Regions from separate parts of the Homo sapiens genome. Here all the other regions are linked to region 1. Evidence: chromatin loops called from intact Hi-C (ENCODE). Cell type or tissue: CD4-positive, alpha-beta T cell. All regions are shown on one strand. Links, peaks and the distances in the headings refer to the core of each region. The heading gives the core; the rest is flanking DNA. Region 1 overlaps STAT4 (signal transducer and activator of transcription 4). Region 2 has its middle 99 kb from the start of GLS. Region 3 has its middle 30 kb from the start of GLS. Region 4 has its middle 26 kb from the start of MSTN.

Region 1 (6,238 bases), core at 740-5,739:
TCTTTTAAGAGCTGGTTGTTATAAAGAGCCTGGCACCTCCCCACTCTCTCTCTTGCTTCGCTTCTTGCCATGTGATCTCTACATACACCGGCTTCCCTTTGCCTTCTGCCATGAGTAGAAGCAGCCTAAGGGCCTCACATGCAGATGCAGGTTCCATGCTTCTTGTGCACTCTGCAAAACCAAATAAATCTCTTTATGAATTACCCAGCCTCAGGTATTCCTTTATAGCAACACAAAATGAAATAAGACACCCCCACAAAAATGATTTTTGGAGTACAAGATTCACAATCTTGAGAAATAACTCTTAACTCTGGGGTCAATAATTTAGTTTTGATTTTCTGAATCTAAATAAAAATAGCCACTTATTGAACTTTTATAACGTGGCCATTGTCCATATTATGGAAAATGAACTACAGATGTCCTTCATTTTGTACCCCCAAATAACAATGATGACTGTGATCACATAGAAAACCTTGGCATTCTGCTACCAGGCTCTAAATTGACAAGTTTTTAAAACTTCTGTGAAATAGGTAGGAGTCCATTGTACTTTTGATAAATTCCAGGGAGCAAAGAGCTTCTGCAATCTATTTTGTCTAAATCCAATTGTTTAAGAGCACTTCCTGGTAGGAAATTACTTCTTTAAAGATAAAACTGTAATAGTCATGCTCCAGTTTAAATTATTTCATCCAATTCTGCTGCCAGTTGATACACGTGTCAGGCAAATTTTAGAAAACCGGGTTTTGTGGAGAGAAGTAGAGACTGGGAGGATGCACCTCCAGTTAGATGCACCCTTCCATCAAACAGATGCCTCCACCCTAAAAGCATTTAGGCGCTCACAAAGGAGTAAAGGAACTGGCCTTGGGGCAGGTGGAGAGTTTGTTCCATAGGAATAATCTAGGAGCCAGTTGGGCACATGTGGGTGGGATGAGATTGCTCAGATGGAATCTCTCTAAGGGAAAGGGCAGGTTATAGTAAAAGCTTTTATTCCTTTGAACTCTTTTCCATCAAACATTAGCCTCTGCCTATTTGGTTTGCCTGGAGGACAGGAGGTGGGCAGAAGGAATGAAATAAGAGCCCTTCAGAGGGGGCTGCCATCTCTGACTCTGCAGTCAGGGCTCATCTTGAAACCTGGTTCTGGATTTTTCTGCAGCTGGCATGGCAGATGCCTCAGTAGCATTACTTGCTCAACAGATTCAGCAGCATCCCCAGGGCTCAGCAGGCATAGAGAGCTCTCCAGGTCTTGAGCACTGGAGAGCTCCATGCTATTACTAAGGACAGCAGCTGGGCAATGGCACCACTAAACATCCAGTAGGGGTGAGGCAAGGACCAAAATAGACTTGCAATTCACATACATTACTATCCAGGAAACCAACTACCCTTCCTCTTTACTAGAGAAAATTGAAGGAATGGAACATCTCATCCTAAACCTCTTTCCCCAGTCTCAGGTTGGATTCTTAGGACCAGAGAGACTATTAGAGCTGGGAAAGATCATAGAACCCACATAGTCTTACCTCTTCTAGAGATGAAGAATGAGCAACCTATGAATAAAATCAGTTACCCAAGGCCAGAGTTGTTATTCTCCTAGTCCTCATTTCATCCTCCTAGTCCTCATGAGTTTTTTTAAATTATTATTTTTTTAACCCATGTGTCTGCTTACAATACCTGTAAAATCAGTGCAGTTTGCCCAAGATACCACCAGGAATGACTCTGGATCCCTCCTCCTTTGGAACCAGCAGCTGTTGAACCCCATAGTTGGAATAACGTTGACATGGCACTAAGGAGGCTTCATAATTCAACCCTGGATGCCCCGTGAATTTCTGCTAATGTCCCATCACGACTTTCCTCTTGGATCTACTGTGATCACCATGCCTGCTAGCGTTCATCATACTGATTGGCTTATTTGGCTTTTCCCTCACGCCTTCTTGCTGAGGTGTAGGTGTGACTTTATTATTCTTGACCTACCCTGAAACATTAACACTTACATCTTCTAGCTAAAATCGTAGTAACACCAGAGAGACAAAATGAGAAATAAACCAAACACAGGCAAGCGAGTCTTCTGTTAATATTGTTATTAACACTGGTTTCTTAAAGTTGTCTTATCTTGCAAGTTTATCTGAAGCTTTGGTTTCAAGCATTTCAGTCACAACACTCCCAATTGAGGAGTGCCACGGGAGTGTGAAGAGAGCTTCAGATGTCAAACATTTCCTAGAACCTGGTATTTACAAAGCTGAAGAAATAAAATGTGGTTATTGGGCAAAGAACAGTCTTTAAACTTTTTCATTTGCTTCCTTTCTTGGTGCGTCAGAGTTTATCCTGTCATTCAGCAGAATAAGGAGACTTCATCTAAAATTAAAAATGAAAATAATCTTTGAGGAAACTACTGGTTTTCAAATCAATCACTATTTCTTGGGCAAATAAACGTCCTCTTTTCTACGAATTACTCCATAATTTTTCTATTACCTAGTTAAAATACTTAAACTAAGTATTTGCAAAAGTAATTGGGGTTGATCAGTCTAAAATAAAAGGTACCTTTCAAGGAGACAGAAAAGTGTTTTAAGAAAAAGGCCTGTTTATCCACCAAAAACATAATGAGGAAATGGGTGCAAAATGTAGCAAATGTTCAGTTAGACATAAATAACTTGACGATTTAAGGGAACTAACATTAGAATAAGCTATCAAAGTAAAGTGAATTTTTCATCTATGGAAATCTTCAAGAGAAGGACTAAAAGCCAGCCAGATAAAAATTTTTTGAGGCTTAGGGTCTCTCCAAGTTTCTATTATATTATTCTGATGTATGTTCACTTTCATGTAAATTGGGGGTTTGAACCCATTGACAGTATTGGTGGATAAGAGCAAATAGCATGCATCCCAAATAACATTATTGCATTAAAGATTATGACTCATTTCTCAAAAAGGAGAGCATTATTATGCCATTGACTGTTATTCATATATTATTGATGAGGCTCCGGGTTCTAGAAATGCAAGTCACAATCAAGAAAAATTGCAATTTGTGATGTTTGCACTGTTAAGATAGCAAACTGGGTTTACTAGATAGTAAGTAACTAGTAAACTAGATAGTATACTAGGTTTATAAATATTGACCAATAAATGGTGTTTGCTAAAGTAGAGAGTGGTGGGGAGTGAGGGGGCCCATGGTGCAAGCAGCGATAGTGTGCTTGAGTAGGGTATAGGAATATTTTGCCCTCTGGTGGTTTCTGGTGGAAACAACGTAAAGCAGTTTAAGTAACTGAAGGTGTCTGCTTTCAATACGCATAATATCAGCAACACGCAGGACCATCCAGACACCTTTTGTGTTATGCTCATGAATTTGTTCCAATAAATGTGTTTTCTCCCTACCCAGGCAGTATTTCAGCCCCTTTGATTCACACACCACCTTTGCATCGTTGGAAACACCTTTGACCAGCAATGGAAAATAAAGGGAACATACTGCAGTTTCAATTGTTGTGGGACTCAGGTTTTCTCTCAACACCGCATACACACTTGGAGACATGGGAAGAAGGTCTGATGGAGAATGTGGCTCTGTTGAATCACTTCGGCTTAAAGAGATAACAAGGTCAATATGGACAAGGATTAAAAAATAATAATAGTTCACGGTGACTTACTATGTCAGGAACTCATTTCTAGGGCTTCATCTATTTGTGACATTGAGTTATCTAATTCATCATTTCATATCAGAACACTCAACTTACTGTGGCATATATGGCATATAAAAGGGGAATTTTATAATTTTAGGCACAATAGATTGTGGTAAGTGTGCCCTGAAGGCTAGCCTTATGTATTAAAGGAAATGGGACATTGCACATTACAATGCTTTGTTCTCAGTTATGTGTACTCTGCTCTACCTTTAAATCTCCTATAGGAAAGCTTTTTATAAAAATATTTCACATGTGACTAACATTACTCACATTGTTGAGATGGGGATAAAAACAGAAGGAACATAACCTTTGTCACCCCTTTCTGTTGGTCTTGAAACTGGAAAACAAAAAGGCACAATGTTGGGGAAAAAAATGTCAATATTATCAATAAAACTGGGGAAAAAAGAGTCTAGAAAAATATTAACAATGATAAGAGGAAGAGAGATAACGCAGTTGTTCGGTGATACACAGAAATGTTTTGTTAAATAGGGGACACAATCTTTTAGATAAGCATAAAATGTGCAAGAAGAGAAAAACAAATCTCTTGGCAGGCCTAATCTGACTTTACATATTAATGCCTCTAAACTGTGTGGGAAAAATTGAGAATCAACTCTATTACCTGTTTTCTACGTTTCATTTATGTTTGATTATAAGGACTGATTGAGTCATGTTTTGGGAGATATAATAACCCAGTTCTTTTCATTAAAATTGACACCAATCAGAATCTTATGATTGCAAACGTTCTTGAAGTACAGATGTCAGTGTTCCCAAAAGTATCATTGTACTGTAGTAACAGTCATGTGCAAACCTCACCTTGGAAAAATTCCCCAAACTTCTCTGGTATACCATGTTGAACTAGTATTTGTTCCAATTTTCCAACCCTAATTTGTTGCATTGATATTTGTTATTTCATTTTTATCAGTTGTTGAAAGTCACTGAAAAGCCACAGGTTTGTTTGATTTTATTTTCTTTTGTATTTTTGTTTATTTCAGAGGGCATGAAGTCAGGTGGCTGCAAGTCTGTGAGTGACAACTGTAGGATATTCTACATGATGGTGCCCAAAGATTTAGTGCTATAGATGAAGATTTTTATGGATTGTATACACTTTCATTAAAGAAACAGAATGGTGAACGTACCTTAAAATTGCATAGTAATTTAACAAATTTTCTTTTATGTATTCAACAAATATTTACTGAATCCCTCTTTTAGCCAGACATTGCTCTAGGTCCTAGGATACAACCAGGAAAGGTAGGCTGGGAGTGTGGGGGAGGGAGAGGATGAAGCAGAGATCCACAGGTCCCCTCCCTAGCAAATGAACAAATACCCTGAGTTGTAAGACTACAGTAAGGTTAAAAATATAAAACTTATAAACCCTGGGGTTCCTTTGCAATATACAGACTTGTTTTACTATTAAAAGCTTCTCATCATTACCCCCTCTTTCTTTTCCTTTCCCTCAGTCATAGACATGAAGCCTGCACCACTTCTGTCTTACAAAGGAGAAAACTGAAGCTCTCCAAGTGGCTATGAGAGGCCCCCATGGCCATGGTGAAGTTTAGTTACAGCTGCTTATTACTCGCTAGTGTTAGAAAGCCCAGCGGTCCCTTTTCAGGAACTGCTGACATACCACTTCATTTCTAAGGCTTTGACCTCCACATGCCCTTAGATCTTACAGAAATCAGAGTAAACAAGAAGGGGAACTTCATTTACTTTGCTCCAATATGAGGTTATTTTCCAAAATCTTAAGGAAAAAAAAACAAAAACAAACAGAAAAACCTAACCTTCGCAAGGCTGAGAGCTGTAGTGTTTACCGAAGGCTTTGTCTTTGGGAATGTCAGGATATAGGTACTTCAGAGGGTTTTCAGGAATGTTTTCAGCCATAATAACTTTGTAGTCTCGCAGGATGTCAGCGAATGGCAGAGCAGACAACCGGCCTTTATTGTAGGGTTCTACAGAGTGGAATCTCACTTCCCCTTGAAAAACAGAAATTGGAGAAATATACAGGTTCCTGTACACATTCCTTGTGACCATTTCTTCCCTGCCCACATTATCTTCATGCCACTGGAGTGACTTGTCAGTTCATGTCACTTCAATGTCAGACCTTCTGCTGTCTGGACAGTATAGATTGTGCATACGATAGACTTTTTGGAATTCATAGGTACCCTGTTCTGAGACAACTGCAACTACTAATATTCAAGCCCACTGAATACATCACAGACAGATCAACACACCATACACTTCCAAAAACTGAAATCCCAGTAACCAAATTTAAGAAAACTAATTTCACATGAATAAACATTAGTGAGTATATACCACTTTCAGAATGGTCCACCCAGGTGAAAGTTATTCCTCCGAGATGGCTTTCACTGAATCTTAATAAAAAGGTGCCAGGCATTTTATCCTTTAGCAACAGCCGTTCCTTCTCTTTGCTAACAAAGCCCATGACATACCTAAAAATAGAACATGCATTATTTCATCTGATCATTATTGGATTTTCACTTATTGCATTTACAAAGACCTACAGTTTGTTTTGAGTGTAATCAAAAGTCATTCTTACCTGAAATACTCATATATAGATTAATATA
Region 2 (6,238 bases), core at 627-5,626, 250 kb before region 1:
ATATCATCCTTTAATGCAAGAAGCATTTTAGTTTTGAGAATGTCCAACTTATCTATTTTTTCTTTTGTTGCTCATACTTTCAGGGTTATATCCAAATCCAGAGTAATGAAGATTTACCCCTATGTTGTCTTCTAAGACTTTCGTGGTTTCAGCTCTTATATTTAGATTGTTGATCCATTTTGAGTTAATGTTTTTATACGATGTGGGGTTGGGGTCACACTTCATTCTTTTGCATGTGAAAATCCAGCTGTCCCAACACCATTTGCTGAAAAGACTGCTGTTTTTCCATTGACTGGACTTGGCACCCTAGTCAAAAATCATTTGGCCATAGAAATACAGGTTTCCACTTGGACCCTAAATTCTACTCCATTGGTCTATGTGTGTCTATCTTTATACCAGTACCACACTGTTTTGATTACTGTAGCTTTATAGTAACTTTTGAAATCAGGAAGTGTGAGCCTCTGACTTTGTTATTTATTTTCAAGATTGTTTTGCCTATCTAGGGTTCCTCATAATTCCATATGTATCAGCTTTTCCAGATTGCTTTGGTAGTATTGGCATCTTAACAGCGTTAAGTTGGCCTACCCAGGAACATGGGATGCCTTTCCATTCATTTAGGTCTTCTTTAATTTCTTTCAGCAATGTTTTGTAGTTTTCAGTGTACAAGTCTTTTACCTCCTTGATTAAATTTTTGTTTTGTTTTGCTTTATAGCACTTTTTTGTCTTGTTTTTAATTGACAAATAAAAATTGTATATATTTACAGTGTACAACATGATATTTTGAAATATGTGTGCCTTGTGGAATGACTAAACCTAGCTAATTAGCATATGTATTACCTCACCTATTTATAATTACTTTTGTAACGAGAAATCTTAAAATCTACTCTTTTGTGATTTTCAAGTAAACAATACATTGTTATTAACTATAGTTTTCATGTTGCACATCTCCTTGGTTAAATTTCTTCCTAGATATTTTATTCACCTTCTCCTTTGAGTTGGCTTGAAATCTTCCCCATTGTGCTTTACTACCCCATAAGACGTCCATAGTACATAGATTAGTGCCTAGCACATAGCAGACACTGAACAAAGGCTAATTGAACATAAGAATCTCCAAAATGATAGGATCTTATAACTTGACAAAAACAGTCATACAAATTCCATTCTTCTATAGACAAGGAAATGATGTTCAGAGAGATTAAGTTGCTTCCCCAAATAGCACTGCTAGCTAGGGGTAGAGCCAGACATTCACATCTCCCGAGAGTTTTCTGTGGATCAAAACGTAATCATTATATGCCACGATTCTGTCTGCTGGAGTAAATAAATTGGTGTGTTTATAAACTTGAGTGCTTGTCTTTGAGGATGGAGATTTTTAAGTGTCTGTTTCTCTATTTTCTGAAATGAATCTTAAAGGATTGGTGTACCTACAAAACTACAAAACTAGTTTCACATAGCTGAGTTAACAGTTATCAACAATTATAACAGATATATATCAATGAGGGTATCATATATAGAAGTCTCTATAGGTGTGTGTGTGTGTGTGTGTGTGTGTGTGTGTGTGTGTGTGTGTGTCTGTGTAGCAGGTAAGATGGCTGAGTGTTTTGGGAATGAATTAATCCACTAGAGTTTTCCATGGTGAGAACAGATGATCTTCCACTAGGCTTTAACTCCTAAATAATTTGTTTCATTATAGAATTATTTCCATTTAGAGAAAGAAGGGAAAAGAGAAGAACTGTGTCCCTGTTTACAAACTGGGGAATTCCTAATACGCTGCTTAAAAAAAAAAAACATATTTATTAGCTTTTAGGCTGACTCCCAAAGTAAGGGTAAATCAACCCGGGGCAGTGTTTAGCCTTGTTTTATTTCAGTCCTTTTCCATGCAGCTGGTCAGTCTCCAGTAATTCTCTTACCTGTCGTGACACAGCCTTCTCTCAGAACCTCCCAAAGGTGTTTGGTAATCATTGGTCTGGATATTGTCTCTGAGCCAATGATGTGAGACCAGAAACTCTCTGTTCCTGGACTTGGAGAGTTGCAGAGGGGAATTTTTAGTGCCTATCCAATATTCTTTTTTCTCCTATCCTTACTAACATCTCCCCCATTTTGTGTGTGTGTGTTTGAGGGGGAGCTATAATGTGCTCAGGAAAAACAAATCAACTACTACAAATCAAACAAACAAAAACTACATTTCTAATTCTCCTTTGCAGCTAGAGGTTGTCATTGAACCCAGGTATAAGCAAAAGTTTTTGGATGGGGCTTTCAGGAAAGACCTTTAAAATGGAGCTGACAGTTAACAAGTGCCTTTTACCCTTTGTACTCTGCCCTTCTTCTTGACTGGATTATAGCCATGACACACTGGAGGTAGAGCAACCCTCCTGTAATCACAGGCACCTGTGAGGGAGAGGTTAAGATGTCATGGAGATATCAACATGGTCTGTCTTCACTGCTGAGCCAATGCCCGCTACCACCTACCTCTGAAATTTTTGTTACACAAGAAAAGCCCCAAATTTGTTTAGGGGAATCTCCTTCACCAGTAGCTCAATTCAATTCTTAATTAATGTAAGAGCTTAAAGAGCTCCCTGAGATAATTTGAGTCAATGAACTCCTATATATCTTATTGGCAAATTAGACAAATTTAGAGTATATGTTATGGAAAAATTCTGAGAAGCCAAGAAAATGGTGGTGATATAAATCTGAGTTTGAACATACTCTCTCCCAAAACAATAAAGAAGATCAAATGAAACTACATAAAACCCATGTCTTCTACATAACTAGAAGACATGAAATGTCCAAATTTCAAATTAACTGTAAATAGAAAAATAAACACCAAACCCCAGCAAGTTGCCTCCTCCACTCCTAATACAAGCCCTTCAGGAACCAACAAAGTCAGCTGGAGAAAATCCGTGCAGAGTAGACAAGAGGGAAGCTAGTGGTGGACCTTAGATTGATCTGAAACAACCACCAGAGAGAGAACGTCGGCGCTAAGTTTGAAAATACTGAAAAGCACACTGGTAGATCAGGCTACTTACTACTGGGAAGGGACTTAACCATATGTGCTGCATGCGAGGAGATGGTCTTGTCCCACTTTTTGTGAGAGGAGATGGTCTTGGAAGGATAAGTAAGGCATCCTGGTAAAAAGGGTCAAAGGGACCCTCTTTTAGAGGCGAGCTCTGGAAATCTTGCAGTGAGAGGGAAATTGAAGAACCTGCAAGAATCTCTTCCCTTGCAAAACTGAAGGTAGCCCAGCCCCTTCTCCCATCATTCCCCTTCCAAATAATAATAATAAATAATAATAATAAGTTCAATTTTAAAAAAGAAAGAAAAAGAAGTTATACTTTGCCACACTGACAGAAGAGGGCGCTCTTGACCTAGGAATTTTGCAACCACCCCAACCCTTCCAGCCCTGTCCACAGAAAGGCGGATCAAAGTCTTCATCTAAGCAAAATCACCAGAATAAAAAGAACCCAAGCAATTCAACTGAGAAAAATTCCTCCCCCAAATAATGGCAAAGTGGAAGAAAACTAACACAACACTGAACTGAATTCAACGTCCTCAAGCACTTGGGAACATGGAAAAACACTTCAAATTACACATTCAGAAACTAGGTACAGAAACAGACATAAAAAAAGAAGAAATAAAATAAAAGTTGATTGAACTCAGGAAAGAAATAGAAGAAAGAATAGAAAAGCCATTATAAGCATTCCTATAAGATTTTAGATAAACTGAACTAAGACATTTTACACACGCGCACACACACACCACACATGCACACTATCCTTCAAGTTACATTTGAACAATTTCTTCACCATGTAGCTTTTGGGGGTTCATCCCAATTGGATATTTTGAGACATGCAATAAATGGTTCTGCTATTATTGCTATAATCACCATTACAGGTAACTGATTGGATGAGGACAGCAAGCGAGGGGAGGGAGTCTCGAGTAAAATGTCTGAGGCAAGATAATAGTTTGTCCAACTCCAGTGTTCACCTAGGCCAATGACTTTACAGATGAGATTCAGGGAGGTTACATAATGACCCAAGCTTCCCCAGAGCCAGTTAGTGACAGAAAGCACAAGGCAGAAAGCCTCCCTCTCCTTCTCTCTCCCCTTTTCCTCCTCTTACTTCAGAGGACAATGAGTGCCTCCTCCACCCTCCAGCAACCTCAGACCCTGTCACCTCACCCCTCAGCAGGATTCCCTCTTTTATATTCACTCTCCCCTTTTCTTCCGACCAATTCTTCCAGGCAGATACTCTCTGTCACCCTCATCCTGTAAAGCAAATACTCCAAACCACCTTCCCTTGATTCTGTCACTGCTGATTTTTCTCTTATCCTTAAACTTTTTTTTTCTTTTCTTTTTTTTTTCTTTTTTTTTTTTTTTTTTGAGATGGAGTCTCACTCTGTCGCCCAGCCTGGAGTGCAAAGGCGCAATCTCCGCTCACTGGAAGCTTCGCCTCCCAGGTTCACGCCATTCTCCTGCCTCAGCCTCCCAAGTAGCTGGGACTACAGGCACTCGCCACCACGCCCGGCTAATTTTTTGTATTTTTGCTAGAGACGGGGTTTCACCATGTTAGCCAGGATGGTCTTGATCTCCTGACCTTGTGATCCGCCCGCCTCAGCCTCCCAAAGTGCTGGGATTACAGGCCTGAGCCACCACACCCAGCCATCCTTAAACTTTTAAAAGAACTTGATACCAACCGTCGGCTCTCCCTCTCAACTCACTCCTGAAATTCTTGCAATCTGTTTTCCCCCATTCTCTCCTGAGCCCACGTGCTCGGAAACTGCTGGTCACTAGCTTCTAGACACTCCTATCCCTTGTTTTCTTGGACGCACAGCCCATTTTCTCTAGTCAATTCCCCATCTACTCATTTTCTTCCTCCCTCTTAAATGTATGCATTCCCTAAAGCTCTCCACTGCCTTTTCTTTTTGCCTGCACAGCTGCAGACTGCAAATATACATTTCCATACCTATCTGTTTCTCAGGTGTCTTTCCCTTATTGTCTTCTAGACATCATCCCTGGAATCCAGGAGGCTACCTGGAGCTCAACATGTCTAAAACTGAACTCCACACCCTCTATTCAGTTCTGTACTCACTCTTGAGCTCCAACTCAGAGTCCTTGATCTATTTTTTTGTGTTCTGTACCAAATCACCCATAAATTCTACTCAAAGCATTTATTGAGTATCTGATATGTGCAGGCACTGGATATGGGCCTGGGAGTATGAGATGAGTAAGACTTGTACTTACAGACTCAGTGGAAAGTCCTGTCCAATCAACACATACAACTTTCTTTCCACATTCACTGTCATCATTTTCATTTCCATGGTCACCCTCCTAGAGCAAGCCAGCTTTACCTCTGTTCTAGACTGGTAAAGCAGCCCCTTAAGAGATTTCTCTGGAACCAGCCTGGTTGAATGGAGTTGATCTCTGCTTTTATGCATTTTGTAGTTTAATACATCTACTTCTGTTTCCATTTTTCCATCTACTTGGAATATCCTCCACTGATCTTCCTATGTCACATCTGATCTGTCCTTTAATGCCTATCTCAAATTCTGGGCCTGCTTTGATATTTTGCCTGGTTTCCTGAGCTGGGAGTTGTGACTTCTTTCTCGGAACTCATGCAGACTTGTCTTCTGCACCTATGCTTTACCAGTTGTCCCTCTTGTTCAAGCTCATGGCACCATCAGTTAGGATTAGAATGTAAAAACCAGCTTTATATGATTAAAAAAAAACAGATCCATGATCAACTTCAAAAGAAATTATTTGTTCATTAGCTTACTATTTGTGTTACACCTTTTTATACCTTTTCTCTTGGAGGTTTGATAAACTAAACTACCAGAGAAGCTGAATATTCTAGTGTTACTAGATTTTGCTTAGCGCAAATAATGTGATTTCAAGAACTTCACATGAGGTCTTTTCAGCTTCATCATCTAGAAAATAGAAAAGTTATATTAAATGTACTTCACATCCTCTTTCAGATCTACCATTCTATAATTAAGGTGTCTCAAGGATTTGACTGTGTGGGAAACTCTGTTGATAGACTAATTTAACACCCATTCCCAGCTCCTCTCCTGTCCTCAGCTTCACTACAAAAGTTGGGAAAGCTGAATATTCACTTTACTATCCTTCTTTGCAGCTAGTGGCAGCCATGTAATCTCATGTATCTCATTCTGGCCAATGAGATATAAGCAGAACTCTATAAAGGAGAATTCTGGGAAGCTGTCATCACTCCTGTATTGGCAGAATTCT
Region 3 (6,238 bases), core at 392-5,391, 180 kb before region 1:
GAAGGACAGGGTACATGAATTTCAAAACCAAATTTCAGGACCATGTTTTATAGCAGGAATTTACCTTCAGCCAACATTTTCATGTCTATTTGTAAATAAAGTAAGTTTTTCAAACATAAATTTATTATTCTTCGTACAGAACTACTTAGAAGGTCTTTAGTATGAATATGCAAATATATTTTCCTTTTTGTTTCTATTAAGATGTGTGTATATCTTTATCTACGTATTTTCTCTCAATCGGGTGTGTGTGTGTACAGTTGATAATACAAATATGGAATTATTTGAGGTGTAATTAAAAGTCCTCAAAGGACTTTCTCAAGATTTTTTTTCCCATTGAAGAGGGGAGGCATTGGATAGCTGGTGCAATTTCTGCTAATAAAAATAAATGTCCTTCAGACAGGAATTAGATAAGCAGCTTGTTTCTGCAAAACTTGAACTGCAGCCAGTCTTGTACAAACTCATTTCATAAATATTTCCCTCTTCAAAAAAAAAAATTGAGAAGATGGATGTATTCAAAATTTTCCAGGAAGGTACTAAGAATTCTGCTCATGATTATCTCAGGAGGAAGCTTCCATCTGTTCTCTCTAATAGTTTAACTTGCTCTACTTTGTTCCATATTTCTCAACGAGGACTTTGGAGTTTCTGCATAAGATCAACTATTTTTCTCATTTCCCTCTTTTATTAAAATACCACACTTATATGAAGGATGAGCCCTCTGCTATATTGCTTACAGTGCTATTTTAGGATAGAGAAAATATTTTGTCACAAAGAAAGACTTCCTGACATCTCTATGGCTATATAAATATTTATAATTTATATATCTTTTTAAATGCTATGATTTTTTTTTTTTTTGAGACCGAGTTTCGCTCTTGTTGCCCAGGCTGGAGTGCAATGGCGCAATCTTGGCTCACCACAACCTCCGCCTCCCGGGTTCAAGCGATTCTCCTGCCTCGGCCTCCCGAGTAGCTGGGATTACATGCATCCACCACCACGTCCAGCTAATTTTTTTTTATTTTTAGTAGAGACGGGGTTTCTCCATGTTGGTCAGGCTGGTCTCGAACTCCCGGCCTCAGGTGATCCGCCTGCCTTGGCCTCCCAAAGTGCTGGGATTACAGGCATGAGCTACCATGCCCGGCCCCTTAAACGCTATGATTCGTTGATTTTGAAGAGTCTCAGTCTCCATCTGATTTCTCTGCTTCCCTGATAAACCTTCTTCAATCCCTACATTAGTTTGTATAATGATCAGACCCAAAGCCTAACCATTACCCAAGTGATTTGAATATGAAGCATGACTATAAACCAATGTGAGTAATTTTCAAAGTGAACAGGATTTGAAGATAGTTCAAAGAAAGGAACTCCAAAAGCCTTTTGAACCATGGCAGTAGCATTGAAACAAGCACATAACTTTTTCTGCTGAATCCTTTGAATATATATGCTGTAGTATTCACTTACACAACCATGCACACTTTTTATCATCTCCTTCATTCTTGGTATTAATATGCTATACTGTGTCTTCTCTGAAATAAAACTTTCTCACTTTAATATTCATAATTCTCATGACAAAAGTAAGTACATTTTAACTTTCAGCAGCAACTTTTTCTTCATTACGTTCTCACATTTAAATATGAAAAATATGGAAGTTAACGTCTAAAAGTTTTTTTTTAATTAGAGGAAGTTCTGGTTATATATATATATATATATATATATATATATATATATATATATATTTTTTTTTTTTTTTTTTTTTTTTTTTTGAGACGGAGTTTCGCTCTGTCGCCCAGGCTGGAGTGCAGTGGCGCGATCTCGACTCACTGCAAGCTCCGCCTCCCGGGTTCACGCCATTCTCCTGCCTCAGCCTCCTGTGTAGCTGGGACTACAGGCACGCGCCACCATGCCCGGCTAATTTTTGTATTTTTAGTAGAGACGGGGTTTCACCGTGTTAGCCAGGATGGTCTCGATCTCCTGACCTCGTGATCCGCCCGTCTCGGCCTCCCAAAGTGCTGGGATTACAGGTGTGAGCCACCGCGCCCGGCCTGGTATTATATTTAAAAAAGAAAAAACTCCTGGGCCCATTAATTCATGGCTTTAAGTTACTTGTTTGGAAACTTAGAGGCTTTTCTGCTGCCTCAGTGTTCCAATTTTTTAAAAATGCAAACGAAGTCCATATGAAGGCATTCTTAACTCCCATGTGAAAGGTGGTGCTTTATAATAATCCCCTTCTGATGGGCTCCTGTAATTTTCCGCCACAAATTACTATTCAAGTTACTTTCAAGCAGACACATCTTTCATATGCTCTAAATACAGGATAGACCTTGGCGTGAGAGTGGAAGACAGTCCAAATCATGCTGTAATCTACCATTTTCTGCTTCAAACATGTTTATATGGGAACATCAGTTTAAAAGAAATCAACCTTAAAGGAGAGAATGAGGAAGTCCCAAAAGAACCACACCCAGTATGGGCCAAGGGTGTGCATAGAAGACAAGAGAGTCCTACCTGCCTGTCTTGATGACCAAGGGTAGTAGGTTGAGCTTACTGCATATATTAATATATCTGTAGGAATTTTCCCCCTAACACATATTGAGGACAGTGAGTCTTATAACCCCACGAGCCAGGTAGGATTATTATCCTCATATTTTACAGATGAGAAAAGTGTATTTCAGGTCTCCTTTAGCACCAGTTGGGGAACTGGCCAACTGCCTGAGTGAGTCACAGTCCAGATGCTCAGTCCTGCAGCCACAGAGCCCAAGACAATGATCCAATGTTTTTTGGCACCCCTAGCTTTAACTGTGCCCAGAAAGCATCCTGAATATATGATAATATATGCTTTTCAAAAACTACATATTGGGGCCAGGTGCGGTGGCTCATACCTGTAATCCCAGAGCTTTGGGAGGCTGAGGCGGGCAGATCACGAAATCAGGAGATCGAGACCATCCTGGCCAACCTGGTGAAACCCCATCTCTACTAAAAATACAAAAATTATCTGGGCGTGGTGGCGCGTGCCTGTAATCCCAGCTACTTGAGAGGCTGAGGCAGGAGAATATCTTGTACCAGGGAGTTGGAGGTTGTAGTGAGCGGAGATCGCACCACTACACTCTAGCCTGGCGACAGAGCGAGACTCTGTCTCAAAACAAACAAACAAAACAAAAACAAACAAACAAACAAAAACCTCCATATTGTACTTATTATCATACAATATCTGTATTAGTGAATATTTCTTTTTGGTATTTGACTCATGAACTATCATTTGAGAGCTTATTTTCACTTTGCCTTTTGTGCCAATCTAAGAAAGCATTGGCACGGATGTTGGAAGTGGGCAACTCGCCCACCCAGCAGGACTATGCCCCTTCACAAATTAGCCAAACACCAAAATTCGTTGTCACATCTCTTAAAATTAAAGCTAGAATTGAGGAAAGCCACCACCAGGGGGCAATAAATATCACATGGTCAGACCAGAAATAAATGAGTGGCCAGCAGCCATATTTGGTTTGATTCAAATGGTTTGTTGGCTTGCTTTATTTATTTATTTATTTATTTATTTATTTATTTATATTTTTTAAGACGGAGTCTCGCTCTGTTGCCCAGGCTGGAGTGCAGTGGTGCGATTTCGGCTCACTGCAAGCTGTGCCTCCCGGGTTCACGCCGTTCTTCTGCCTCAGCCTCTCGAGTAGCTGGGACTACAGGCGCCTGCCACCACGCCCGGCTAATTTTTTTGTATTTTGTTTAGTAGAGGCGGGGTTTCACCGTGTTAGCCAGGATGGTCTTGCTCATTTTAAATTTAAGCCAACAGCTAATAATCAGGAGTGCCCACATAACAATATGGATTTTCAGTCTTTCTTGAAAAATCAGAAGATCTAGCAATTACTAGCTCTTCATTCCCTCAAGATAACCATTAGCTATAGCTGAACCCAGCTGCCCCACTTAAATAGCCAGGCACTTTCCAGCACTCAATGTACATCTATGCTCGTGTGCTTACATCCAGCCTCCTTCAGTTTACCTACCTGGCCTCTGTGGCATTTTGAGTGGATGAACCTCTTATCCAATCAGGCTATGGCAAGAAGTATGGTTACAAGGTAGATTATATTGCATTAACCTTCTAGACTTCTTTAAAAATGTTAACTTGGTTATTTAAAAATGGGGCCAGGTGTGGTGACTCATGCCTTTAATCCCAGCACTTGGGGAGGCTGAGGCAGGCAGATCACGAGGTCAAGAGATGGAGACCATCCTGGCCAACATGGTGAAACCCCATCTCTACTAAAAATACAAAAATTAGCTGGGTGGGGTGGCATGCACCTGCAGTCCCAGCTACTTGGGAGGTTGAGGCAGGAGAATCGCTTGAACTGAGGAGGCAGAGGTTGCAGTGAGCCGAGATCCTGCCACTACATTCCAGCCTGACAACAGAGCAAGACTCCGTCACAAAAACAAAACAAAACAAAAGGACATTGCACCATCAAGTAATACAAACATTAAACATTAAGATGAGATTAAGGTATTTTAAAATGATCGAACTTTTGATACTGATATATATTTTCACTAATGCTTAATTACTTTAAATCAACTTATTCTATCTCTGTTCTTATCCTCTGACTGAAACAGAAATTTCTGTATTCATCCTGGATCCACATTCTGGAGGCGTCAGGACCCTCCTAAAGATGCTGTATATTTTGTTAACTCAAACCAGTTAGGTATCTGGTCATTGCTTTAGTTGCAGGTAAAAGCAAGAATGGCACAGTTGCCATAACAAATTTACTTAGATGCTGTTTCTCAACTTCTTACCTATTTCATTCTCTCTCGAGCGTGAACCTTAGAAACATTGCTTTTTGAATACAATCTCTATCAGCTCAACCATAATGAAACTTAAAATTTGGGTGTTATAATGTGAGAGAGAATGGTTCAGGATTATAAAAATAGAATAATCAGTCTTTCAGATTCAGAATATTTCTTAGTTAAAATGTCAACTAATATAGACCCAATATAACTTTTCTTACATTGTATTTACTATGTAATCATAAATCTATGGATTTCAAAATAAAACCATAGCAAAACATATTTTGTTGCATTGCTGGGAAGCACTAAGCACAGATAATCTATCAGAACAATAGTATAGAAATTACTTTTTTTCAAGGTTTTGATATCAAATTTGCCCCTAATCAAATGACATAAAGTTGGATGGCTTAACCAGTGAGATAGTCACACATAGTTCTAAAATGTACTCATTCATTTACATAGTTCTTCTACATGCCGGCTACTGACTAGATGCTGGGAAGACCACTGTGAAATGCCATGGTTCCTGCTAACAAGTGCCTGTCAGTCCCCTCTGGCTCTAAGGAGGTCTCTCTCTAAGAAAGCAGGATGGGGTGAAGGTGAGAGTGTAGAAAGTGAGTAAAAGAGGGCAGGACAAGAACGCTAGCTAGCGAGTCCAGAGTTTAGCAAATATATGGATTAGTAGAAATCGCAGGTCCACCTTAGAGGTGAGAAGATTTCGACTATGAGATGCCAGTGGGGCTGCCACAGGCAGGTTTTTAGTGAGAGCATTACACAGACACCTACTGGAGCAGCCAAGGTACCGAAGCCCAGACCCAACTTCGCTCGTCAAACCTCATGCCCTGGAGCAGGAGGGAGGCTTAATCTGCCTCTACAAATGACCACCTTCTTCCAATTAGCAAAAAAACACTGCATAGGATATCTGTGTCCCTGGATCCAAAAGTACATTATTTTTGACAATTCTTAAATATGTTTACAGAAAAAATTGTCCCTATTACATTTTGAGGCATGAATTTTTAGGCAACATGGACATGAGACTGTCTTTTATTTAGACATTTTTGAAAGTCAATGGAAAATGTATTTTCTCAAGGCCTAGAACCAAGATTTCTGAGACATCTATATTTTGCATAATGTGACACATCCATTTTATTTATTTATTTATTTATTTATTTATTTATTTATTTGAGATGGAGTCTTGCTCTATCGCCCAGGCTGGAGTGCAATGGCGCGATCTTGGCTTACTGCAACCTCTGCCTCCCAGGTTCAAGCAGTTCTCTTGCCTCAGCCTCCCAAGTAGCTGGACTACAGGTGCGTGCCACCATGCCTGGATAATTTTTTGTATTTTTAGTGAGATGGGATTTCACTGTGTTAGCTAGGATGGTCTCGATCTCCTGACCTTGTGATCTGCCTGCTGCGGCCTCCCAAAGTGCTGGGATTATAGGTGTGAGCCACCGTGCCCAGCCGACTATTATCATAT
Region 4 (6,238 bases), core at 771-5,770, 940 kb before region 1:
CTCTCAGCAGCAAGGCTTAAGAGATGAAGTAACTGGTGCAATAAAATATTATAGTGGAAATTATGAGCACGAAGGCCATGGGAAAGGTTCTGCTTGCACTAGAAACTACCTAAAAGACTGTCTTGTTTCTTGTACCAGTGGGGCTGAAATAGCCAAAAAACAAACCTAAATTTGCTTCTACAGCTTTCAGCATTACAGTGCAGCCTTTCTAGGCATAGGTTAGTAGAGTGGGATCCTGTGAATGGAAATATTTGGGTAGGTTCTAATGAATCCAACTACAAATCCTTCACTTGTGTTTCCCTTCCTCCAAAGAAATCTATCACATAGTATAAGCACATTGCGGATGTTAACATACACATAGATTAGACTTGAAATCAGTAATGGCCTCACTATCAATGGAAAATAGGATACTGATAATTTGTACAATGTAATGACAAAACATTCCTTAAAATATCACCAATTGTTGCCTGAATTAACAAACTCCACTGAGTCTTAGTTGTTAGTAGGAGCAGTCCTCCTCTTCCATCTGATAACCTGTAATAATTTCACCTGAGGTGGTTTATTTGCAGGAAGATGACGAATCTCCTAAATGTTAATTCTCACTACTTATCACTTCCAGACCCTGACCTATTCCATAATTAGGTTCAAATCCTCAAAGACCTCAAGGAAGATGGGGAAAGAGAAACATTAGAAAATATGCACGATGGTTGCAGTCTACACAATTTATGAGGCCATAGTAGGTATTTGTAACTCCCTCTTCCACTTCCCTTCCCATGCTCCCTTTGCTCAGTTATCATTTTAGCTAGGTGTTATTATTTATCAGTCAGAGTGACCTGAACCTTCATTCCTGAAATATCTGAACCATTGTGGTTCTTGCTTGGCTTGGTTTGCTCTAATCTTGTAAATTTTACCATGGATATGGAAGGAATTGCTCAGATATGGATATGAAAGGAGTTGCTCAGAGAATGTCTTGCCTTTGAGACATGGTCTTCCCTCTGTTTTGTAGTACCACCACTTTTCCCACTTTATGATTAGGATTAATTGTCCCAGCGAATACAGTAATCCCTTTCTTTCCTTGTTGGTTCAGTGCCTTGAAGACCTCAAAGTGGCTGATGTGGCAGTCTCAGCTTCCATTCAAAGGAACCCTTCTAGTGTTTCCTGGAAAAAGTATTCCTTCCATGGAAACTAAGAGCACAACATTGTGAGGTTGGAAACAAAAGTTATGTGAGTAGGTCATTAGGAATAATAATGGAACCACCAATACTTTTACACTTTCATTTTCAGATCTAAGTATTCTGGCTATGGAAGAAATAGCATTATATATTAGTTGCTGGCTTGGGAAATATACAATAACTTGTGGGACAGCAACCTAGTCTTACAAGTGGCAACATAAGTTGTCAATAGATTATTCTACCATTTAATCAAGTCAGATTTTTCCAACAGACATGAAACCATTTCTTCAACTCAGATTCCTTAAATCTCTCATCAGTGAGACTAGCCAGATCATAGTGGGAGAAAAGAATCCTATGTTCTTAAGCCCACACGTGATCAACATGCCCGTTGCTAGGGCCAAAGTGTTCATGGGCCCATTGTACAAGCGCCAGGGTAGCTAGGGGAGGCAGCTAACTGGCATCCACAGGATTGGCCATACTCTTTACTTGATTACTGAGAATCTGTTTTACAGTGGATGCCTTTTAGTAAGCATTAATTTGGGACACAGATATTCTCACTCTGCTTACTCTGAGAGGCCCGTCCTAAAACTCTTCCTCAGGCCTCCCTTTAACCATTCCTCAAATTCTGTTTTCCAACCCGCTGACTCCTTGGCCAAAGTGCCACTTGCCTGTGAATCAATGTCGATCTCTACTTCTGTCTGTCTTCCAGTTAGGTTTTGAATCATACATCATGAACCCTTCCACCCTGAGGTCTTTCCACCCTGCTCAGGGGCATCCTCAGAGCAGGCTCTATAGTGTTCCCAATTGGTCATGAAACCAATAAACCTCTATAACCTTTCTAGTCAGAATGGGACAATCTTCTATCTTGTTCTTTTTACTTAAAGCCCTCTTCTCCCTTCCTTCTCCAGGGCTCCTACCATAATCTTTTGTATAAAAGATAAGGAGTTTTAAAACCTCAGATGGCTTAAGTTTTCCCCATGCAAAAAATTCCGGACACACACAAAAAAGTAGAAAAGAACCTGGCTACCTGCTTGAATAATTGGAGAGGAAAAAATTACAGAGATCATCCCTGAAACACTGTAAAGTATGTATAGCTGATATTATTATACCTATTTTAAAGATGGCAGAAAGGAAATGTGGAAGGAGTAAAGTGACTTTGCCAAAGCTTCCATAACTACCTAAGAATATGATCAGGGACCAGGATTATGCCTTCTGGTACAGTGAGAGGAGAGTGAATGCACAAACCCCATGATCGTGATATGTCTGGGGACCTCTGATTTAAGGAGTGGAGAAAGAGAAGTATTGATTGGTAGAAGAAAAATGAAGATGCAAAGAGCACTCATGAGTGGGTGGTCCCAGAGCTCTGAGTAGAGGGTAAGAATCAGAGTCAGGCCTTCCAGAAAATCCCAGTATAAGGTCCTTTACCATCGTTTCCTTTTTGTCCCTTTGCTTAGTACATTATCAACAAGTTTTAGAGGCAAAGAATGGAAAAGGACGTAAAAAGAATATCCAAATAAATATTTCAAAAAGATTAAAATAGAGATGTGGAACATAGGTAACCTAGTGAAGGACAGAACTACTTAACATTCCAAAAATAAATTTGAGTCAGATACAAAGTTGTATAAACTCATAAAGGCTAAAGAAAAAAAAAGTATCATGTTAATATCAATTAGAAATTCTCTCTTCGGCAAAATTGAGTTTTAGTTAACTAGATCAAGTGAATATTTTAAAATCAGTGTAAGAGATTTTTCCTGGACATCTCATTTTGTGTGTTATAGATACTTTTATTAGTTGTAACAGAAAACTCCACTGATGGAAACAGGCCCAAGAATTGAGGAGACATCTTTACATTCTGGTAATCCCAGCTGTGTGACCTAAAGCAAGTCATTTAACCTCTCTGGGCCAAAGGCCTGTTTCATCAATTATGAAGTAAGGAGGTTATGCTAAATGTCCTCTAAGCGTTCTCCCAGCTCTCAAAATCAGTTTTTCTATGAAAATTTTAGTTATTCTCATGGAAGCCCTGACTTAGGTTTTTAGTTTAAAAGATAGGCTCCAGCAGGGGTCACTATAGCCACATCGAGCTTTGAGTCCAATGCTCTTTCATGTTGTAGTTGATTGTGTGCAAATCACAGTTACCCTTTGTCTTGATTTTTCCATCTGAGACATAGACTCTCTTTGTACCTAAATGTAATCCAAATCGATCTTCAAATGTACTCAGCATGTCCATTTCAACTAGGTTTTGTTGTTGCTGTTTTTGTTCTCTGATTCTTTTCATTTATTTATTTATTTATTTTTACGCTGAAATTGGAGATCATTTACTTCCTTTGACTCTGGGGTCCTTCAGAAAAATATATTTTATTTGATTAGCTATGTTTAATTTTTTGCCTCTGAGAACTGTGATGAGTAAGTATATTTCTTTAAATATATGAGATTACATTAAAACAAAACACAAAATTCAGTCCTATCCTGAAGGTTTTTAAAAATTCTATGTACACCTGAAAAATGTATTCAGCTCCTTTAGAACCCCTTTTTGAAAATTCTAGAATTCTTCTAATGGCTTCTACTCCTCCATAGTTAACTTGCTACGTACATGAAGCCAGAATAGACTAGTTCATATATCCAAGAGCAGGGTAAGGATTTCAACGCCAGTTCTAATTTCAATATTACATGTTTTTGCCCTAAAAACTTAGTGACTGTACATACACCATAAAGAATTTGAGGATCACTGTTGATGCTCAAAGGTAGACATTCAGCAAAGTGTTACTCCCGAAAAACCACAGGACTCCCCAGAGTCCTAAGTTTTAAGAGTAAGTCTTGAGTCTTACGTCCTAAGTCTTAGGACTCTTGAGGACTATGATTCAATTTAGGACTACTCCAGAGGGGTTCAGTCTGCCCCAAATGCCCTCCACAAATTCCATATACTATGCAAAACCTAACACTGGTTCAATTGTGCTAGGAGTCAAGGAGAGTTAACTTCTTACACCATGCAGAGCAGTGTTTCTAGTCCTTTGGCCTGGTATATATGCCCCTTTCCCCAAACTACTCTACTTAACCTAGAGTAGTTCTTGTAGGTGTATGGTGTGCAAATGTAATCTCATTGTCCCTTTTTTCTCCTTATAACTACCTGCCTGCTCCTTTGGGAGAGACTGATATTACCCTTTTCAATTGCAGCACTCCTGCTGCTGCTGCCATTTCCAATATTATTGTGTTAAAGTCCTCATCTAGGCAGGTAGTTGGGTTTATTTCTAGTTGTTAGCAAGCGAAGAAAGCCTTCTATACACTCCTTTCACAGTAAGTAGGGGATGGCCTGGTGACAAACACAGTGAAAGTGATGGTGTATGACTGCTGAGACTAGGTCATAAAGGGCATTGCAGCTTCTGCCTTGGTCTCTTGGATTGCTCACTGAGAGCCAGCTGCCATGCCTCAAACAGTGCCATGGAGAAGATCTGAGGCCTCCTGTCAATAGCCAGCACCAATTCGCCAGGCACATTAGTGAGATAGCTTCAAAGCAGATTCTTCCCAAGTGGATTGAGTCTCCTCTCCAGACTTCTTCAGAACAGTCTTTTTTCTACTTATGTATAGCCTCAAACAACCACCTCAGTCTTGATTTTATATAACCAAGTTAGCTGCCATAGCTAACTGATCACGTGTCTTTGAGTCCTAGCCTGTGTAAGGTTTGTATCCCTTGCCTGATCATGTGTGAAAGATGGAGGTACATAGTTCAGACAAGGCTCTGATAAAAGGCAGAAGGTGACTCCCAGGGAAAAGTGTGTGAGCTGAACAGGTCCCTCAAATGGTTTCTATCAATGTCCTGTCCTACTTCTCCCCTACCACTAGTACTTTCTTATCACAGTACTAATACTTAGCGCACTGTAGTCTAATTGCCTGCTTATTTTTAATGTCCGCTCTTTTCTGTAGGCTCCTGAAGGGCATGGACTCTAGCTTATTACAGACATACCCTGGCATCTAGCACAATACCTGGCACATAATAGGTAATAACATAAATTTTGTTGTAATAAATGAATAACTTTGTTTCAAAGGTGTAAGCCTTATAAAAAGACTTTGATATTTTTACTGTAGAGTTGCTAACACATTAATAGAAGAACCATCCACACAATTTGAGAACTGAATTTTACTGTTTACCAGTTGACACTTTGCTTCATATTTCTAAGAATAGGAAATGCCTATAAAGTTCAACAATATACTGCCTTTAAAAAGAAACTTTCTAATGCCATGTAAATCAGATAACTTGTCAGCACGTCAGTGGCACATGTCTACATTCAGGGACTGAAACAGAAACTCATTTTAAATTTAATTCTAAAAGACTGAAAAATATTATTACAGAAAGTTCCAGTTTGACACATATGAATTTATTTCAGAAAGTCTGCTATCTCACAGGAATTCTAACACTAGGATACTTTGATAATAACTGAAAGGAATTTATTCAAACTGTACTAAAATATGCTACAAGAGTGACCTACTTTTGAAAGTAAAGAACTGTTTCCTATGTTTCTTAAAGTAGAAGAGAACTTATTTGTATCAAATTAGTAGTTTATCCTCTTTTGTTAAACACACACACACACAAGTAGCCCAAATAGAACCATTTTAAGAACTGAAGAGGCCATGTAATCTACTTTATTGATTACAAAGCCTAATTGATTGTGTAAATTATGTCTTAAATTTCTAGAGGCCAAACTTTCGATCTTGAGTTTGTACCAGAATATCCCTGTGATCCCTTTCAACTACAGAATTTTAGGATTCTAATTATAAACACAGAAAATATAAATGTGCTTAAAATTCTTGGTTTCTAAAATAGTTTTTAATACTTGAAATAATATGATTACAAAGTAATACATATTCATCACAGAAAATTTATAAAATATAGAAAACACAAAGCCAAAACTAAAAATCACTCATAATTCCTTTATTCAGGAGTAATTAATATTAATATTTTTGTTTATCTACTCAGTAAATAAACAAATTGACTGACTACAATATCTTCCTCAGAAATTAAATATTTTTACACATTTTTAAATGACTTATCATTAAACATGACTATACTATAT

What was found. Peaks named below come from ENCODE experiments on the same cell type or tissue, not always from the same donor. Only the 100,000 strongest peaks of a DNase experiment are listed, where the experiment ranks them.
Region 2: it touches region 1 in a loop (16-fold over the local background); 80 of 110 quality-filtered maps call a loop at or near these places.
Region 3: it touches region 1 in a loop (3-fold over the local background); 26 of 110 quality-filtered maps call a loop at or near these places.
Region 4: a loop joins it to region 1, with 12 times the contacts of the local background. A loop is called at or near these places in 2 of 110 quality-filtered maps.

What each region holds. Positions count from the first base shown.
Region 1 is chr2:191,027,524-191,033,761 of GRCh38, forward strand. It overlaps STAT4 (signal transducer and activator of transcription 4), which reads right to left. Exons shown (of 24, transcript NM_003151.4): 20 at 5,967-6,103; 21 at 5,435-5,626; 22 at 3,927-3,993; 23 at 3,449-3,557; 24 at 2,053-2,343. The coding sequence ends at 2,317. STAT4-AS1 (STAT4 antisense RNA 1) reads left to right here. Exons shown (of 3, transcript NR_136318.1): 2 at 3,362-3,574; 3 at 4,649-4,791. LOC124900514 (a long non-coding RNA gene) reads left to right here. Exons shown (of 2, transcript XR_007087796.1): 2 at 1-203. Among named protein-coding and RNA genes, the nearest start is that of STAT4-AS1, 9.1 kb to the left of the region's middle. In CD4-positive, alpha-beta T cell, for the core only: a CTCF peak has its summit at 3,197 (motif pointing left); a DNase peak (open chromatin) is centred at 3,208; H3K27ac peaks cover 889 bases.
Region 2 is chr2:190,778,465-190,784,702 of GRCh38, forward strand. No RefSeq gene overlaps it. Among named protein-coding and RNA genes, the nearest start is that of GLS, 99 kb to the right of the region's middle. RefSeq lists a cis regulatory region at 3,200-3,563. In CD4-positive, alpha-beta T cell, for the core only: CTCF peaks have their summits at 3,344 (motif pointing right) and 3,547; a DNase peak (open chromatin) is centred at 3,377.
Region 3 is chr2:190,847,297-190,853,534 of GRCh38, forward strand. No RefSeq gene overlaps it. Among named protein-coding and RNA genes, the nearest start is that of GLS, 30 kb to the right of the region's middle. In CD4-positive, alpha-beta T cell, for the core only: CTCF peaks have their summits at 3,415 (motif pointing right) and 3,623; a DNase peak (open chromatin) is centred at 3,425.
Region 4 is chr2:190,085,807-190,092,044 of GRCh38, forward strand. It overlaps a transcript of AKAP19 not described here. Among named protein-coding and RNA genes, the nearest start is that of MSTN, 26 kb to the left of the region's middle. In CD4-positive, alpha-beta T cell, for the core only: CTCF peaks have their summits at 3,207 (motif pointing right) and 3,406; a DNase peak (open chromatin) is centred at 3,255.